2 separate regions of the Homo sapiens genome follow, and region 1 is linked to region 2. Evidence: chromatin loops called from intact Hi-C (ENCODE). Cell type or tissue: IMR-90. All regions are shown on one strand. Links, peaks and the distances in the headings refer to the core of each region. The heading gives the core; the rest is flanking DNA.

The links. Peaks named below come from ENCODE experiments on the same cell type or tissue, not always from the same donor. Only the 100,000 strongest peaks of a DNase experiment are listed, where the experiment ranks them.
Region 1: it touches region 2 in a loop (2.3-fold over the local background); 2 of 110 quality-filtered maps call a loop at or near these places.

The regions. Positions count from the first base shown.
Region 1 is chr10:30,750,840-30,753,750 of GRCh38, reverse strand. No RefSeq gene overlaps it. Among named protein-coding and RNA genes, the nearest start is that of LINC02644, 29 kb to the right of the region's middle. RefSeq lists a silencer at 1,592-1,641 and an enhancer at 2,376-2,435. In IMR-90, for the core only: a CTCF peak has its summit at 1,702; a DNase peak (open chromatin) is centred at 1,670; H3K27ac peaks cover 596 bases.
Region 2 is chr10:31,128,186-31,131,096 of GRCh38, reverse strand. All of the region lies in intron 2 of LOC105376481 (a long non-coding RNA gene), which reads right to left. LOC105376482 (a long non-coding RNA gene) reads left to right here. Exons shown (of 4, transcript XR_001747412.2): 3 at 579-688; 4 at 926-1,114. Among named protein-coding and RNA genes, the nearest start is that of LINC02664, 58 kb to the left of the region's middle. In IMR-90, for the core only: no CTCF peak of the experiment used is centred there; a DNase peak (open chromatin) is centred at 1,646; H3K27ac peaks cover 1,619 bases.

The DNA of each region.
Region 1 (2,911 bases), core at 266-2,765, 380 kb after region 2:
GATATATAAAGAGGTAGAAAAGCAGGTAGGAAACTAGCAGGCTTGCCAATGACACAGAGGAAATCAGAGGTTGTCGCCGCTGCTGGGGGCTTTGCTTCAGGCCTGCAGGGATGGACTCCATCTCTCTGTGGGGACACGAGACAGCAGAGGAGACTCCCCAGAAGATGGAAGGCCGGCCACAGCATCGACACCCAAATGTCGATAAATCAGACACCGGGGCCCGCACCCTCATCACCAGGCTTAGCACACGGCTGCAGGTAAAGCCCGTGAACTTGACATCGGCACTGTTAGGAGAGCTGCTCTGATCGTGAATACAAAGGAAAGGTAGAGAATATTGAATTTCTGATTAAGCCACTGCTAGATGCTTACCAGGCCCGCTCTGATTTCTCCTGGGCCACGGATCATTTTTATGACTGGTGAAAAAATGATTATTCTCTCCATCACATTGCTTCTGCAAAAAAGGGCTCAGCCTGCAGCGAGTCTAGCCCCATCCTGCAGTGAGCGGGAGGTGGGAGGTGGGCTGGGTGACTGCAGGTGCTTTGTGCTCCGTGGTGGCTCCAGGGCTTCCCAACAAAGCCAGACCAGGGAACGCTGTGGATGCAGGCAGCCAGGGCCTTGGCTTCTCTCTGGCCTGGCTGGGGTGGGCAGGGTCTGGCTGAACAGGTAGAGGGGTGATGACCACTGTGCCACTCTGTGTGGTCTGTAATTGGCATTGAGCCTGCCCATCAGGGACAGCTCTGCCCACGCCGCCCAGTCCCACAGAGGAAGGCGCAGCCACCCAACCTGTTCTGGGAGGAGGAAATAAAAAGCCCTAGTCTGTACCAAGGAATCACCCATTTTTTCCTTAGCAGAAGCCAGGCTCTCTTCCTAGCAAGCGTCCAATCAATCTCTGAGGCTGCCTGCAGGCTAAGAGGCAGGGCCTCATTTGAGCTGTGTTTGGAGTGATAAGGGGCTGCTTGCTGTTTGATAAGCGGATGGGCAGGCACCTTCCTAAATGGGCGTCTGTCAGAGCATATTCCAGTCCTGCTGTCCCTCTGGCGCTGCCACTAGACCCAAGGGCAGTAGAAGCCGCCGGCTGCCCGCTGGGGCCAGATAATGCCGGCACTGTGCTGCAGTCACATTTAATTTTCGTGAGCTGTCACATCTCATGGGTCCTCAGCCTTGGGAAGGCTCTGCTGCCTGGAGAAGATCTCAGCCTGGCCTCCACAGTCCCCCTTCTGGGCAACAAATGGGTCCAGCTCCTGACTCCTTCTTGGAGCCAACAGCTCGCTGAGGGAAGTCAGAGGGACTGCCAGCCCACAGGCTCACTGCGCCTTCCTCAGTCTACAATTTCATCTGCAGAATGACCAAGGGGCAGCCTGAAACGAAGAAAAGACCTAGGAAGGGGCTTTTAAAAGCCGACACAAGCTCCATGGGCCTTGGCACTGTCTCCCAGAAAGCAGAGCTTCCTGGTACCTGCTCCCCCTTCCCGCCCTGCAGTTTTCTTCCTCTGGTTTTGTAATCTCTGTTAATTGCCAAGGCACTTTTTGTTGGATGTGACTTCATTGTGGACATAAGGCTCTGTCAATTCGTCAAGTGGGGTCCAAGCCAAATAGTTTTCTGATCAACTGCATCCTCCAGCGAGCTCTGGCCCAGCTTGACACAAACAGGCATTTCTTTCCCCTCGCACAGCCCCAGCTCTCTGTCCGAGCCTGCGGCCTCCTCTGCTGGTGGCCTGTCTCTATGGCATGCAGGAAGTGCGTGCCCATTGGGCCATATGTACCTATAGGAGATGTAATCTCAGAGGTTTTAATGCACATTTTTTTCTTGGCACTCCGAAATAACTGATGATGGAAAATAAATTCAGAGAATTCGTCCAGCTGGTCCTACTTCACTTCCTAACACTTGCTTTCCTAAGCTGAGCTACCAAAATTTGAGCAGCCTGGGTCTGCGAGCCACTTCTGTGCACCGGTGGTTTGGAGGCATCCTCAGCAAAGAGGAGCCGCTCGCCTCTGCTTTGCATGGGGCACAACTTCCCAAGATCTGTGAATGTGCTTTGTCCTTTTAGGTCGATTTTCTCTGCTTGTTTCTTTTGCTCAGGGCTCTTCCGGAGATGGTGCCTTGAGCATGGAGCCTGGTACCCAGCAACTGTAAATACTTCTGGAAAAATGTGTTCACAACTCAGCCAATGGTTTGCGGCCACGTGGGAGAAAGATCTAGTCTACTGAAATATTGCAAAAACAAAAAGGACATGCTTCTGTCTTACAGCGCACTGGCAGAATCACCAGTTTCTCTCAAAAGTTGTCCAATCTGGGACCTCACACACAGATGGCTTATTACTTTCTGAACTCTGCCAGCAACTCACTGGCATGTCCACACTGGAAATGCTGAGAACATCTTCCCAAACACACGTTGGGTTGAAATTCTCACAGGTGAACAATGGGACCGACACATGTGCACCAAGCAACGACATGTAGAATAAAAATAGACCAATGACCTGCACACGGCGAGGGTTTTTTCAGTTTTCTCTCAGGCTGGATTTCCTGAGGAGTAGGAGTGTAAAAGCTGTGGGTATTTGCTGCCTGCCTCAGGAAGTCCTGACTCCCCAAATAGTGGTTACAGCAAACACCTCTGCACTCTCATTCTCAGAACCCAGAAGAAGCCGAATCCAGGACTCATTTGCTTGTTGTCTTTGGAGGGCTTGTGGGAAAAGAACAATGGCTTCTGTGATACTTGGCCAGGCTTAAGGAGAAGTCATTGGCCACAGCTTCTGAGCAGAGCTGGACTCAGAGATGGACCTGGGGCAGGGCTTTGCATGCAACTGCCTCACTGAGCCCTTAATTGCCACCAAGCTTTGCATACATAGCACCTTTCCTTGGTGACTTAGTTTGTTGTCCCACCAGAAGTACTGGTGGAAAGCAGAGAAGGCACC
Region 2 (2,911 bases), core at 326-2,825:
TTGCTATGTTGCCCAGGCTGGGTTTAAACTCTTGGCCTCAAGCAACCCTCCCACCTTGGCCTCCAGAGGACCATATTATTTTAAACAATAGAGACTGTTTACAGTGAAAAGGAAAATAGAATCGTACCTTATTTGTTGTAGCTTAATTTGGCCATAAAAGAGTCAATATTGTATTTTCAGAGAAGAAAAATTTTCAGGGGCCTTATATGAGAACACAGTGTGAAAATTCACATTATTTTCAAACTGTATTTAAACCACCCAGCCTAAAAGAAAGTTGCTTCTGGAAAGTCAAAGATGCTCTGAAAATGAGTGGAGATATGGTTTCTTACCTATGTGTATAAAATGAACAGTTTTATTCTTTCAACTCTTTATTATCTCTATAGGACATTAAGTTGGGCCGCATGTGCTAGACTAGATGTCTGGAGTAAATCTGTTTTCAGATATAATCTCTGGAGCATTCATGAAAGCTTCATATTTTGACACAGGAAGCAAAGAACATACTTGCAAATGCTGGCTCTGTTCATGGATGGAATGGTGCTTGAAACAAGTATCCTGCTGACATTACTTAACTCTTACAGGGGTCATTACTTAGGGATCAGCAATTTGCTAAAGATGAACAGATTCTAAGAAGATGGTTTTCCAGCAGCAACCAATTTTAAATCTGGACTGTGCACCAGGCACCTCTTGGGTATGACCTCAGTGCCTTTGGGTGTCCCTTGTCCCTCATTCCAGCTACTGATGCAGGTTCTGAGCAGCTTCCTGCTGGGGCCTTGCCTCATGCCTTTGCCTCACACCTCTGCTGGAGCTTCCAGAGTCTGCCCTGGAGCTTCTCTAAGCCGTCGGGGGCCCATGCATTTTGCCCAACCCAGGAGTGATCAATGGAGTCTAAGTGCTAATGGATAAATGTTTTCCTTTCTTCCCCCAGATGGACAGCCCTGAAACATCTTTCATGCAACTCCTCAGGCAGCCCAGAAACAGCCAGGAACCATTCGCCAGGAGCTGTGGCCAACTTAATAACTCATCCTTGTATTGGTTTCCATCCTCTGTCCTTCATCCGTCTTGTCTTTTACTCCTACTTGCTGGATCACACATCCCAATAAATTTTTGCACTCAAGCGTTTGTCTCAGGATCTGCTGTCCGGAGGACCAAGACTAAGTTCAAGTCATATTTTTTTTTTTTTGAGATGGAATCTCACTCTGTTGCCCAGGCTGGAGTGCAGCGGCATGATTTTGATTCACTGCAACGTCCACCTCCCGGGTTCAAGTGATTGTCCTGCCTCAGCCTCATGAGTAGCTGGGATTACAGGTGCACGCCACCACACCTGGCTAATTTTTGTATTTTTAGTAGAGACAGGGTTTCACCATGTTGGTCAGGCTGGTCTCAAACTCCTGGCCTCGTGATCCGCCCGCCTCGGCCTCCCAAAGTGCTGGGATTACAGGCATGAGCCACTGCGCCCAGCTGCCTTTTTTTTTTTTTTTTTTAACTAAATTGAGTTACACTGCCTAGGCTATCTTCACACACCCCCACCATCTCAGGCAGTTTTCCAAATGCAGAAAGCTCAGTCCTCTTTTCACTGAGTGCATCTGCATCCTGGTGTGTGCATGAAATGGGTGATGGGGTAACCTGTCTCCTTGCGTTGCATGTGGTGGGTCTCAGGGAGAGTGCTGAGTCATGATGTCTTGGCAACAGTCACAGCAGGACCCAGAATGGAGTTTACAGTGCAGATCCAGCAACTGGTTGGGAATTCTGGCCCTGTGCTTTTGTCTGCTAACTTTAACTTGGCCCTGTGTTATTTTTCCAAGCCATATTTTTAACTTACTCCTAAGTTTTTTTATTTGTTCATTTCATCCTGCTGTATTTGTGGATTTGATATAAATAAGCAAAGATTGGTGTGAGTAGACCTTTTTTAAAAAAATCATGTCTAAAAGTCCCAAAGTCACATTGAATACTCTTACTATATGATGTAGCTTTTTAAAAATGATGAGAAAATTGTGGTTTTGAAAAGTAAGTGTAAAAACTTTACTGTCTTCATTTGGAGATGATTTATTGAATTTGTTTAATCACTAACAAGCCTGGAACAAAATTATGCCATCCACAGCGAGAATTATACAACTTTGAACAACAGTTCTGGCATGCTATGGGGACCTCATAGAGACACAGTATCTGACCATGGGACACAAAGTGACCATGTGGCCAAAGCAGCCCATCAGGAGCTGGGTTCTGTCGAAACCACTATGTCATGTCATTGGATAGGCCCTGGAACAATCCATTGTAAGACTGGACTGGTACATCTGGGATTAGGCCTAAGCAGGACCAGAGGGCACAGTCAAGCTGCACAATAGCCATCCACTATTACTGTACCAGCACTTCCCTCTCAGCTCACACCCACAGCCATATGTAAGACCCTTATGATTAGCTGACTAAGAGGAAGGAGCTCAAGCTTGCTTCATGGATGGGCCAGCTCTGTACATCCGTGCAAGCTGAAAATGAATGGGAACTGTGCTACAGTCCCATTCAAGGGTGGTCTTAAAAGACAGTGTGGATGGTGGTGTCCCTGGTCATACACTTTGTTTTGAAAGAGAAGTGGCCTGGGGTCGTGATATATGCAGACTTATGGGCAGTACCAAATGGCTTGACCAAATGGGCAGGGGCCTAGTAGGAGACAGATTGGCAGATTGGCCACAAGGAGGTCTGGAGTAGAGACACGTGCATGGACTACAGGAGTGTTGAAGGTCTTTGTATCACATGTTAACACCCACAAGAGAGGCACTAAACATACAGGTAGACAAAATGACTAACCAGTTGACAGCAGTCCCTGTCATCATCCACTCCAGGGCCGGCGCTGAATAGAATAGCCATGGTGGCAGGTATGGAAGCTATGCATGGGCCCACCAGTATTGGCTCCCGCTTA